Regions from separate parts of the Homo sapiens genome. Here regions 2 and 3 are each linked to region 1. A link is a loop called in an ENCODE intact Hi-C map of the cell type or tissue named here. Cell type or tissue: endothelial cell of umbilical vein. All regions are shown on one strand. Links, peaks and the distances in the headings refer to the core of each region. The heading gives the core; the rest is flanking DNA.

Evidence for each region. Hi-C counts contacts between places; a loop is a spot of excess contacts. Peaks named below come from ENCODE experiments on the same cell type or tissue, not always from the same donor. Only the 100,000 strongest peaks of a DNase experiment are listed, where the experiment ranks them.
Region 2: a loop joins it to region 1, with 8 times the contacts of the local background. A loop is called at or near these places in 5 of 110 quality-filtered maps.
Region 3: it touches region 1 in a loop (4-fold over the local background); 2 of 110 quality-filtered maps call a loop at or near these places.

Annotation. Positions count from the first base shown.
Region 1 is chr1:207,203,379-207,207,562 of GRCh38, forward strand. All of the region lies in intron 1 of LOC107985251 (a long non-coding RNA gene), which reads right to left. Among named protein-coding and RNA genes, the nearest start is that of LINC02942, 35 kb to the right of the region's middle. In endothelial cell of umbilical vein, for the core only: no CTCF peak of the experiment used is centred there; DNase peaks (open chromatin) are centred at 1,883 and 2,433; H3K27ac peaks cover 1,387 bases.
Region 2 is chr1:207,302,674-207,306,857 of GRCh38, forward strand. All of the region lies in intron 3 of LINC02942 (long intergenic non-protein coding RNA 2942), which reads left to right. All of the region lies in intron 1 of LOC107985251 (a long non-coding RNA gene), which reads right to left. Among named protein-coding and RNA genes, the nearest start is that of CD55, 17 kb to the right of the region's middle. In endothelial cell of umbilical vein, for the core only: no CTCF peak of the experiment used is centred there; a DNase peak (open chromatin) is centred at 2,328; H3K27ac peaks cover 1,665 bases.
Region 3 is chr1:207,082,710-207,086,893 of GRCh38, forward strand. No RefSeq gene overlaps it. Among named protein-coding and RNA genes, the nearest start is that of C4BPB, 4.1 kb to the right of the region's middle. RefSeq lists an enhancer at 2,244-2,453. In endothelial cell of umbilical vein, for the core only: a CTCF peak has its summit at 2,155; a DNase peak (open chromatin) is centred at 2,182; H3K27me3 peaks cover 239 bases.

The DNA of each region.
Region 1 (4,184 bases), core at 560-3,059:
TCCTAATGGGCTGTCTATAGCAACCTCCAGAGTAGGCCAAGGGCACAAAGGTAGGGAAAAGATGGTCTCTTCTACAGTTGCCTTTTCTGTGTGGTCCTATCTGTTGACAAGTTGTTCTAGTCTTCCACTCTCTCCCTACTCATATCTCTCACTTCCCTTTGCCAGATCCCTGAAACATTGTGTTTTTCATTGCCTCTAATACAATTGTAAAATTAAATTGATATAATAGCTTTCACGATTTGAGGTCTGCTTCTGGGAGGTATTAATATCTTAGCATTTCTGGCCTTCTCTGTAAGAAGGCAGAGTAGCTGTCAATGGTTCTGGTAAGAGCCTGGTCTAAATGAAGCAGATTTGGGGAAGTTGGAAGTTGTCCAGAGTGTGCTGAAGTGGCAGGGCCCTAATGATATTAACAGGACATTGACAGGGTCTGCTACACACTATAATATACAATGGATGCCCCCAAGTCTGTAGGCTCACCTCCTTGCCCTGTCTTTGCTTCTTGGACTCAAGTTCTCCTCTTTCTTGACTTATTCATTCATTGTACTGGAACACACCCTCCAGGAGCCACCTAAGAAATGATGCACAGGAAGTAAAATTTTGAGCTCCAACATATTTGAAACTGTCTTTATTCTCACACTTGGTTGATAATTTGGCTGAGTGTAGAAAATTGGGTTAAAAAAATTTTCTTTTAGAACTTTTAAACAGTATCTTTTTTTGTATTACAGTTTCCAATATTATAGTAGAAAAGCCAGAACCATTTTAATTCTTGATCATATAGGATGTTTTTATCCTTGTTTTTCTGTAGGGAAACTCATATTTTATTCTGAGAAATGTTGTTGGTATAGTTTTTTTTGTCTTCTTTATATTTTTCTCTTATTTTTAGAGAAATCTTACTGGTCAGATATTGATCCTTTTTGTCAATCTAGTAATTTTCTTAAATTTTCTCTCTTTTTCCCATACATCATCTCTGTCTCATCCCTTCCCCACATTCTTTGGGGATCATTTCTTGATTTTGTATTTTAACCATTTTCAAAAATATTCCCTTCATTTAAAAAAGTATTCTGTTTTTTATGGATACAGTGCCTACCTATATTTCTCAGAGGATATTAATAATAGTTTCTATGGAAGTTCTATTCTGCTCTCTGCAAACTTCTGTTGATGATGGTTCTAGGTTATATATTCATTTTAAAGAGTGAGACCCATATCACTGATTATTTAAGTTCTATGTACATGGTGAGATTGGGCAGTGAACTACTTTTTTCTTATTGGCAGTTGTAGCAGAAACTGCTGATTGCTTCCCAGTATCCATTTCCCCTACTTGTTTAGGTAATACAACTACCCTCACCCCTTTGAATATCAGCAGGGTATCCGCTGCTCTGTTAGATGCTCCCTCGGAGTAACCTCCCAATGTGCACAACTTCCTAGTTACTTTCTTAGGAAAGAAGTCACTTGCTTTCTTTTCTTTTCTTTTTTCTTTTTTTTTTTTGAGACGAGTCTCGCTGTGTCGCCCAGGCTGGAGTGCAGTGGCGCGATCTTGACTCACTGAAACCTCTGCCTCCCGGATTCAAGCAGTTCTCTGCCTCAGCCTCCCGAGTGGCTGGGATTACAGGCGCCCACCACCACGCCCGGCTAATTTTTTTGTATTTTTAGTAGAGATGGGGTTTCACCATCTTGGCCAGGCTGGTCTTGAACTCCTGACCTTGTGATCCACCCGCCTCGGCCTCCCAAAGTGCTGGGATTACAGGCGTGAGCCACTGCGCCCGGCCCCACTTGCTTTCCGCTTCCTCTTTCCCCCCGCGGTGAGCTGAAGTGCTGGCAAGAGTGATGGTGAGTCAGCCTCTGCCATTCTGAGGACAGTTCCTGCGGATGCTAGAGTAATGAAAGGGAAAGCATTTGGCCCTTGGATGACCTTGTCAACTTGGGTCAGAGCTCGTGACTGTTCTGAATGCACTTCCATCTCTGGACTGTCATATGAAAAAGAGATAAACTTCTGCCTTGTTAGCCGTTGTGTTTGAAGTGTGTTTGTTATAGCAGCTTAGCCTATGCCCTAACAAATTCAGAGGGATACCCAAATATCAGTTTTTACTGGTATCTCTTCTGTTCTGCCCAGTTTCTCTGGAGAATGATTCTCCAGTCTCCTGCCTGCTTATTTATTAACTTGAATTTCTATCGTGCAACAAAGAAGATTACTGCTTCTATTTTCCTGTGGAACTCCACTTCTCCCTCCACCTAGCACCCTGTTTCTGCTACAACGTTACTTTTGTATTGTCAACTTTAAAGCATTTACATTCTTTCTTGAAACAATTGTTCCTATTTCTAGAAGGCAGAGTCATCGCATTCATCAACTGCTTTTAGGTGACTTGTTTTTCCTTCTATTATGACTAGTTTATCTTTGTATTTGCCTCAGAGGTGTGTATACAGGATGTGCTTAATAATTATATCATGGGCAAACAGTACATGAAATTATGTGAAATACTAACTTGGTACTAATACAGTCCAGCAGAAGGTCAATTACAAAATTTCTGCTGCCAAATATTCTTCTCTGACTATAGGGAAACAAACTGTAAGTATGTGATTCAATCTCTCTCCAGGCTTAAAAAAAGAGCCTAGGAAAAAGGAAGCTGCTTAACTAGAAACTTTCAGATGAAAAATTATATGTGAATGGTGACTATGGGTTGAGCTGCCATTTTGTAATGTGGGAAATTAAGGTTCAGAAAAAGAATAAAGGTTTCCAATCCAGAAATAGCCCTGTGAATAGCTATCAGTCCTGTGTTCACAAGACTTTTACCAAATTATCAATTTTCTAGACACTGATAATTTTAAGTTTAAAGATATGATAAATTCTTCCTCATTGTAAATATTAATATATAACCAATAATGGATATTTATACTGAAAAAAATTTTTCCAAATTTTATTTTTCCATTTTTTATGTCTACCTCAGTACCCAGTAGAAGCTTAATAATTTCAAAAAGTTTAAATATATTAGTTTGTAACAATATTTATAACTTAAATGTGCTAAAATAAAAATGGAAAATCAAAGTCATGTAAGAGAGATAAATTTCCCTAAATTTAAATTTATACAGTAATTGTAATTGAGTTTATTTTGAGTCAAATTAAAATGGGAACTATAATGTATCACATATTTACATTGTTTGACAAAAATAAACATATCAGTTCTGCTTACAGGAGAAACATTTTTTCTTGTTTTGAAAATAGAAAGCAATTTTCTTGCATGAGTTATTTTACAAGGGACAGTGAATAACATAATATATAATGCCTTTAACTTCAGTTGATAAGTTCTTCAAAAAGCTAAATATATCAATCCCCTATAAAACTGAGATGATGAGACATGTTGGGGGGTGGAGCCAAGATGGCCGAATAGGAACAGCTCCAGTCTACAGCTCCCAGCGTGAGTGACGCAGAAGATGGATGATTTCTGCATTTCCAACAGAGGTACCGGGTTCATCTCACTGGGGAGTGTCGGAAAGTGGGTGCAGGACAGTGGGTACAGCGCACCGAGCATGAGCCGAAGCAGGGCGAGGCATTGCCTCACCCGGGAAGCGCAAGGGGTCAGGGAATTCCCTTTCCTAGTCAAAGAAAGGAGTGACAGACGGCACCTGGAAAATCAGGTCACTCCCACCCTAATACTGAGCTTTTCCAATGGTCTTAGCAAATGGCACACCAGGAGATTATATCCTGTGCCTGGCTCAGAGGGTCCTATGCCCACGGAGCCTCGCTCATAGCTAGCACAGCAGTCTGAGATCAAACTGCAAGGTGGCAGCGAGGCTGGGGGAGGGGCACCCACCATTGCCGAGGCTTGAGTAGGTAAACAAAGCAGCCAGGAAGCTTGAACTGGGTGGAGCCCACCACAGCTCAAGGAGGCCTGCCTGCCTCTGTAGACTTCACCTCTGGGGGCAGGGTATTGCCAAACAAAAGGCAGCAGAATCCTCTGCAGACTTAAATGTCCCTGTCTGACAGCTTTGAAGAGAGCAGTGGTTCTCCCAGCACACACTGGAGATTTGAGAACGGACAGACTGCCTCCTCAAGTAGGTCCCTGACCCCTGAGTAGCCTAAGTGGGAGGCACCCCCGAGAAGGGGCAGACTGACACCTCACATGGCTGGGTACTCCTCTGAGACAAAACTTCCAGAGGAATCATCAGGCAGCAACATTTGCTGTTCACCA
Region 2 (4,184 bases), core at 1,136-3,635, 100 kb after region 1:
TCAAAGTTCAGTTAAGATGGTGTAGTGTCCATTTGGTTGTCTTATTTTCTCCAGCAGATCATCTGAAGATTTAGAAATGGGCAACAGTAGGGTTCATCTACCTCTGGCATTTTGCCAGGCACATACAACAGAAAAATGAGATAGGAAAGATAAGGGCATTGAAAAGAAGGAGGAAGTGATGGGCCATAGAATGTCAATCTGGAGAGGAAGAAATGAAGACAGACAGGAACTGAGAGGAAGATACAAAGTAAAGAATCTATGAGTTGGAAGATCTCAATGAGGACAAAGAATGATAGGTTGAGAGTCATTTGATTAAAGTTTATGCAGAGAGACTGATGTTTGAAAAAATGTTTTTGGAGTTGGAGCAATTCCAGACAATGACATCTTCCAGGGTGTGTCTATGGGAATGACTGGCTGACATGGAGGAGGTCCATGGAAGTTAGTAAGTCAAGGCAGTAAGTGACCAGAGTATCAAATAAGGATATGATGTCATCCTGAAAATGGGTGGATGTTGGACAGACAGGAAGACTCTGAGGGTGTTGAAGTTTTTATAAATCAAAAGCAGGGTTGAAGAGAGGTCAGTACCTAACAGCAAGCAGAAGGTGTTGAACAGTAGCATTGCTCAATGGAACAATTTCCACAGAAGCTGGGAAACTTTATACGAGAGGGAAGATAAGAAATAATCTGAAACTGACAGAGTGGAAAAAGCATAGTTTTCATTTACTAATAGAAACCACAGAACTGGTCAGGCTGGATATCGGGGGAAATTCAGCCAGATATCGGGCAAAATTCACCCCCGATATTTCACGTAGGTTCTTTTCTATATTCCCTAAATGTCGGCCGGCCTGAGAAATAAAGGGAAAGAGTACAAAAGAGAAATTTTAAAGCTGGGTGTCTAGGGGAGACATCACATGTTGGCAGGTTCCGTGATGCCCACTGAGCCGCAAAACCAGCAAGTTTTTATTAGTGATTTTCAAAAGGGGAGGGAGTGTACGAATAGGGTGTGGGTCACAGAGATCACGTGCTTCACAAGGTAATAGAATATCACAAGGCAAATGGAGGCAGGGCAAGATCACAGGACCACACGACCAGGGTGAAATTAAAATTGCTAATGAAGTTTCGGGCATGCATTATCATTGATAACATCTTATCAGGAGACAGGGTTTGAGAGCAGACAGCCGGTCTGACCAAAATTTATTAGGCGGGAATTTCCTCGTCCTAATAAGCCTGGGAGCGCTATGGGAGACTGGGGCTTATTACATCCCTACAGCTCGACCATAGAAGACGGCCGCCCACCGAAGCGGCCATTTTAGAGGCCTACCCTCAGGGACGCATTCTCTTTCTCAGGGATGTTCCTTGCTGAGAAAAAGAATTCAGCAGTATTTCTCCCATTTGCTTTTGAAAGACGAGAAATATGGCTCTGTTCCACCTGGCTCACTGGCTGTCAGAGTTTAAGGTTATCTCTCTTGTTCCCCGAACATTGCTGTTATCCTGCTCTTTTTTCAGGGTGCCCAGATTTCATATTGTTCAAACACACATGCTCTACAATTTGTGCAGTTAACGCAATCATCACAGGGTCCTGAGGTGACATACATCCTCCTCAGTTTACGAGATAACAGGATTAAGAGATTAAAGTAAAGACAGGCATAGGAAATCACAAGGGTATTGATTAGGGAAGTGATAAGTGTCCATGAAATCTTCACAATTTATGTTCAGAGATTGCAGTAAAGACAAGCGTATGAAATTATAAAAGTATTAATTTGGGGAACTAATAAATGTCCATGAAATCTTCACAATTTATGTTCTTCTGCCATGGCTTCAGCTGATCCCTCCATTCGGGGTTCCTGACTTCCCGCAATAGCTGGATTGGTATTTTTTAACCATTTCTTTTACTTTAAATGGAATTTAAATATAATTTAAATTTTAAATGGAAAATGAACTATAATCTGGTAAATGGCATGCAGTTTGTTACCTTGCTTGCATATTTTGTCTTATTTTCTGCCCTTTGAGTTTATGTTAGTCTTAGGCTCTACATCATTCTTCTCTATGCCTGATAGAATGGTTTGTTTGTACCGCCCTGCAATATATTTAATATTATGATGGGACATATTATGTACCATGCCCAGATCCTATGACTCACAATTAATAGGAAAGATTAAGAGACATTACTCATTCATTTATAGCTAAGTGACGTGTTATTTTATTGTTTTATTTATTTTATTATAAGCCCATAAGATGATGGCTGTTACGTACATAACACCTAGACCAAGATTGCTAATCAAAGGAAAGGGAACTAAACTAAATCTCTGTTCTTGGCAGCGTCACTCATTGTCCATTCATTCATATGTTTATTGACTCTATCTTATATGTCATGCACTGTATTAGTTGAGCGGTAATATGACTCATTCCTAAGCTTTGTCCTTGAGAGGCCATGGTCTAGTGGCAAAAACAATTACAGATATTTGTTAAATGTTATAATAGAATATTGTTCAAGGTGTGTGGGAAGGTTACGGAAGACTTCCTGAAGCTGATAATAGTTAATCTCCATCCTGAAGTAAAATGAGTTAGGCAGGTATATAAATAAATCACATCTTAGGTAAAGGGCAAAGCAGCTGAGGTGGAAAGGCTGGAGCCTAGGCAAGCAATGCACATCACGTTCTGGAAGCAGCATGCAGACTGCCAGTTTGCACCCTCCACACATCATATCTGCTTATCCTGAAATTACACTGGACTTTGTGGATCCTTCGCAGCAGAAAAGGCTTCACTAAGAAACACTGAAACATATTCAGATTTCAGCTGCTAAATTAAAACTACTGACATTTCTCAAAGAATCTGGTTTGTCCATTAAGTGCAAGCTGATATCATCACAGAAATTTTTTATCTTGGGAGCACCTTTTGGAAACTTAGACTCCAGTTACGTATTTGAAATAGCGAAAACCTTTGTCAAACAGCCCTTCAATCCGATGCAAAACCATTAGTGCTTTGTGCGCACATTGGGCAACTGTGATCCTTCAGGATTGGCTGCTCTCGAGAAAGAAAACTCCCTATGGGCCACCACACCCCCTACTTTATCCATGGGGAAGCAGCGGTATCAAATGGCCAATGGTCCTAGTTCCTGGCACAAAGTAGAAGCATGATAAACATTAGTGATTAAACATATTAAACATGGAAAACATAAAATTAGTGATTAAAAATTAGTCTAAATCCATGTCTTACCAGGTGGATTGTTATCTCCAGCAAACCCTGGGCCTTGAATTCACTTTTTGTCAAGGAATTTTATTAAGAAACATGAGTCATATCTGAATATTTTTAAAAATATAAATTACAAGTTAATTGGCTTTGCAAAAGACATATGTTGATGTACTTTGTTGCATTTTAGGTAGCATTTTGGTTAAGAAGAGCCCCCTCTTTAAGCCATTTAAGAGGGAAAAGCTGATTCACAGTTTGCCTTATTTGCTAGGTATTTCTATTCCAGGGGCAAAGAAGATTATTCAACATATACTTCTGTTCTCTATTTTGACATATCCAGTTTTTCCAAAGTTCCTAGCCAGATGCTAAATTCATATAGCTGATAAAGGAGTCTCTGTTCTTAAGATGATAATAGAGAGCATTTCATGAAATGGTTAAGCAGTAACACATATACATAGTATATGTATATATATATATAGTGACTTCTGTTGAAAAAATAAGTGACTATTCGTATTTATTTTCACTCTTTCTCAAAATGCCACTAAAATTACAGTGTCATTTTAACTAAAATTAAAAATAATTTTTTAAAGGCATAAAAACACAAAAGAATAAATGGCAGAGGAGATGCAGAAAGGTGTTTGAATTGTTACCGATTTAGCAGAAAGTAGAAAGCTAAAACCTTCCTGCCTGTAGCCAGTCTGTTTATGCTGCAGAACCCCAGAAAGGCTCAGAAATTGGAGGCACAAAGAACCTTTGGAGATTAGGAATTAAACTGAAAATAGGAGGATCAGTTGAAAGTGTATATAAAGTCGACAGACCTGAAGGACGCTTCTCATATGCAGAGCATTTAGGAGACTATTATCATGCTTTTACTTTCTGCCAGGAACTAGGACCATTGGCCATTTGATACAGCTGCTTCCCTGTGGATAAAGTAGTGGGGTGGGGTGTGGTGACCCGTGGGAAGCTTTCTTTCTCGAGAGCAGCCAATCCTGAAG
Region 3 (4,184 bases), core at 1,136-3,635, 120 kb before region 1:
TTCTCATCAAGCCAATGTCAGCTGCATTCCTTCAGCCCTTTACAAGCAGAACAACTACGCTTCTGAATTCCCAAAGGCATTTAAATGCCTTTTTGATTGTATGCAACACTCTACCTGTGAAAATCAGATTAGATTCTATAGGAGAGTTTCCCTGCAATTAAGCAAAATAATTTCAGAAGCATAGGAACGCTTGGGAAGCAGCACTGTAGCATGGGGTCTACTCTCAACATGTTTAATGCCCTTCACCAAACATCCAGCCTACTTTCAGAGAATAACTTGTTTATCCATTTGGGTTTCCTTCATCACTGATATGTTTGCCTCTTCATTGCCATTCAGTTTTCACTTCCTAGGTTCTCTCCTCTTTCCCCCATTGTCTTTGTAGAATTTATGGATGGGAAGGGAAACTGTGTCAGAGTATGCTTTAATAAAGTCTGTTAAATATTCTTTTCTGAATTTAAATTCCTGAGTCATTTCACTCAAACTCTGTTTCAGATTAGAGTTGGTTTCAGCTGTGGATTTCAGTAAATCTAAAATAACAACTCCAAGGTCACATTGGTTCAGGCTGGTAATCTCAGCTCTTTGGGAGGCTGAAGCGGGAGGATTGCCTGAGGCTAGGAGTTCAAAACCAGCTTGGGCAATATAGTGAGACCCCCCCCCCACCCATCTCTACAAAAATAAAAAATAAATCAGACAGGAATGGTGGTGCACACTTGTAGTCCTACCTACTCGGGAGGCTGAAGTGGGAGAATTGATTGAGCCTGGGAGTTTGATGCTGCAGTGAGCTATGATCATGCTACTGAACTCCAGCCTGGATGACAGAGTGAGACTCGCTCTCTCTCTCTTTCTCTGTCTCTCTCGCTCAAAAAGAACAATGTGTTGGATTCTACTTCATAGAGGAAGGTGGCTACTCCAGTTGCAGAAAACATGTTTACACTCTGGCCAGCAGGAAGGAAGAAGGCAACAGGACATACCAGCTTCTTTTAAGGATATTTCCCTTCTCATGTAACCCATAAATATATACACCTACTGTAAAGTTAAAAATTAAAAAAAGAATATTTCCTAGATTTTGCAAGCACACTTATGCTTATACCTCATTGGTCAAAATGTAGTCAAGTGGCTACATACAGCTTTCATGCAGGCTGGAATATTTTTATTCCAAGTGGCTTTGTGCCAGTTATAATTAGGGTTTAGTTACCAAAGAAGGGTTCAATAGCTATTGAAGAAGTAGCAACCTGCCTTAGTAGGTAATTGAAACATTGTAGCAGGTCTGAAGAGCTATAACAAGGTGAGCAGTAGCCTTTGAGGAGTTAGGCTGCCATTGCTTTGTAAGAGAGGAAAAAATTATTTTTCCTTCTACCCTCCTAGGTTCTCTGCCTGGGACTTTGTAAATTAGACTAACAAAACAGATTGACAAAAGAAACCCAAACAATTTATTAATGTGTGAAGCACACCCCACCTGGGAGGAACCTCATGATGAGTAACTCAAAGGGGAGTTAGAGCTTAGATTTATATAGCATCTTAACAAAAGAGCAATAACTTTGTAGAGAAGTGACAAGACAAAGGAAAAAACGTTAAGTTTCTAGGGCTGCAAATTTTGAGAAGGCAAATACCTGAAAGAAACTAATGGAGAAGGTTTGTGTAGGTCTGTCTTGACACTGACTTCTTTGTGGACATAAATCTCCCTCCGGAGAAAGGACTTACAGCAGTCCTCATTCCTCAGAAGTTTCTGCTTAGAGTCATCTAAGAGATACTCCAGGAAGGCTTCTTTCTGCTTCCATTGCATCTCATTTGCCTGCAGTTCAAAATAATCTTTATGCCAAAGAGGCATATTTTAAGGTGACTTATTCTTGTCCCCTAAAACTTAGAGTAACAATGCATCAACTCTGATCTTGCCACAGTGCAGGTCCATCTAAACTCATAATTAAAGCTTATTCTACAGTGTTTCATGCACAATTTGATTTTTACAAATTCTTTTTAAAATTTACATTCCCATGGAATCTGCCTAAGGCTACTTTTTGCAAAGCTTATAGCTTGCAGTGAACGCCAAGAATGAGTTCTCAGAAAATTCCAGCTGAGCGGGGGAGGGAGCAGCTCTTCTGAGGAGAGTCCGCCCCAATATCTGCCCACCATGTATTCATTGAAAGGGCTTGTTACACCACAAACATCCACCAGATGGCTTTTTGAGGTCGGGTTGTGAGACACCTGTGGCCTTGTCAAAGCACTCAAACCGCATTCTCAGGAGGCTGTTTTCAGCGTTCCTTATCACACACTCCACTCCTTGTCCTGTTTTCAGGGTCAAGGAATTATATTCTCATGCACAAATAACATACACACAGTGCCTCAGCATTTTTCCATGCCCCAACCTCAAATGCCTTGTACATAAGTTTGAGTATGTGGCTGTGCGCCCCCCACACTTTTCTGGCCCAGGTTGTTTTGGTCAGGCATTGGGGAAACATCAACCCAACGTGTAAAAAACATTAAAAGAGCAATTTAAATCTTTTCTGAATTCTCTTGACAAAGACCAAAGGGAATCCATTCATGACACCCTGTAGAACTTCTTAAAATAGTCTTTCCTGAATTCTCTTAAAATCTTACACACACTGCAATGTGTGTGCCCCTTTTATAACTTCCCACAACTCTTCCCCCAGATTGGGCATTGCTGACTTTTATATTTCTACTCTTCCTTCCTCACCTCCTGATCTCTTCCTTTAACTACCATCTGCCCATTTCTTTGTGTTTTGTTGTTATTTGTTTTTTTGAAACAGGTTCTTGCTTTGTTGCCTACACTGGAGTGCAGTGGTGCAATTACAGCTCACTGAAGCCTTGATCTCCTGGACTCAGGTGATCCTCCTGTCTCAGCCTCCCAAGTATCTAGGACTACAGGCACATGCCACCATGCCTGTCTAATATATATAAAATTTTATTTTTTATAGAGATGAGGTCTTGCTATGCTGGTCTTGAACTCCTGTGCTCAAGCCATCCACCTGCCTCGGCCTCCCAAAGTGTTGAGATTACAGGTGTGAACCACTATGCCCAGCTTGCCCATTCCATTGTAAAGCAATGAAGCCAGTCTGAGAACAACAGTTTCACCTGATCTATTACCCCAGTTCTCCAGGAAACGATCTGGCATAGATCCAACTATCTTTTAATGTTCAAAGGAATAGAAGAGCCTGCTAACGCTCATTTATTAATTCGCCTAATTTTGGATACAAATAGTAAAATATATAAGCCTGTAATCTTTATTTACTCTTGTGGTGTAAATATTCACCCATCAGGAGCCCCAGGAGGACCCTGTCCTGGAGCTGAGGGTAAGCCCTGAAGAATATGCAGGCTTGGAAGGGGAGCAGAGGGAGGCAGGAAGGTGGTGAAGGGGGAGGTGTTGGGGAGAGGAGGAGGGAGGCAGAGAGAAGAGGAGAAATTCCTCTGTCTCTGTCTCTCTCTGATTCACTCTGTCAGTGTCTCCTCTGTCTGTCTTTTGTCTCCATCTCTGTCTCTGATGCTCTTGCTCATCCTGTGGGGAGAGAGGGCTGAGGAGGGAAGAGTGGGATTGGGGCGGGGGACAATGGCAGTGCCAGGTGGAGACTTGTCCTTCAGAGTCCCCAGACACCCCTTCCTAAGCATCTCTATCTCTCTGCATCTATCTCTGATTCTGCCTCTCCCCCAAGACCCACCATATTACTCTCTTTCTCTCTCTCAATCACTCTCTGTTTCTTTCTTTAATCTCTAATTCTAAAATCCAAAAACCTTTGAGACAAAGTTTTCTTCTAATTCATTTGACAGAAAAAACCTGACCCAAACTTTGTGATGCTATTTATTGTCTCTATAGAGCCCACTTAGTGTGAATATTTTTGTATTTTTATATTTTATGGAGAAATATTAGTAAGACAATAGTATAAGTGATATGGTTTCTAAAGTCCTATAGTTCTGAATCTGAAGTAAGCCATTAAGATGAAGAATTACTTGCAATTATTTCCTGTAATACATGTTCTATTTTATGTCCATATTTATGTAGGGCTAAACTAGATTTTCCTTCCTTTTTAAAATAATTTATTGTACAAACATTCTGTATATAAATCTATAAAAGATACTGAAGAACATGCATTCCTCAAGAAGTAGAACATGGGGTATGTAAATAAAAATTATTCAAAGCTTAGGATTAGCAAAAAGAGATCACTGGAGTAAAT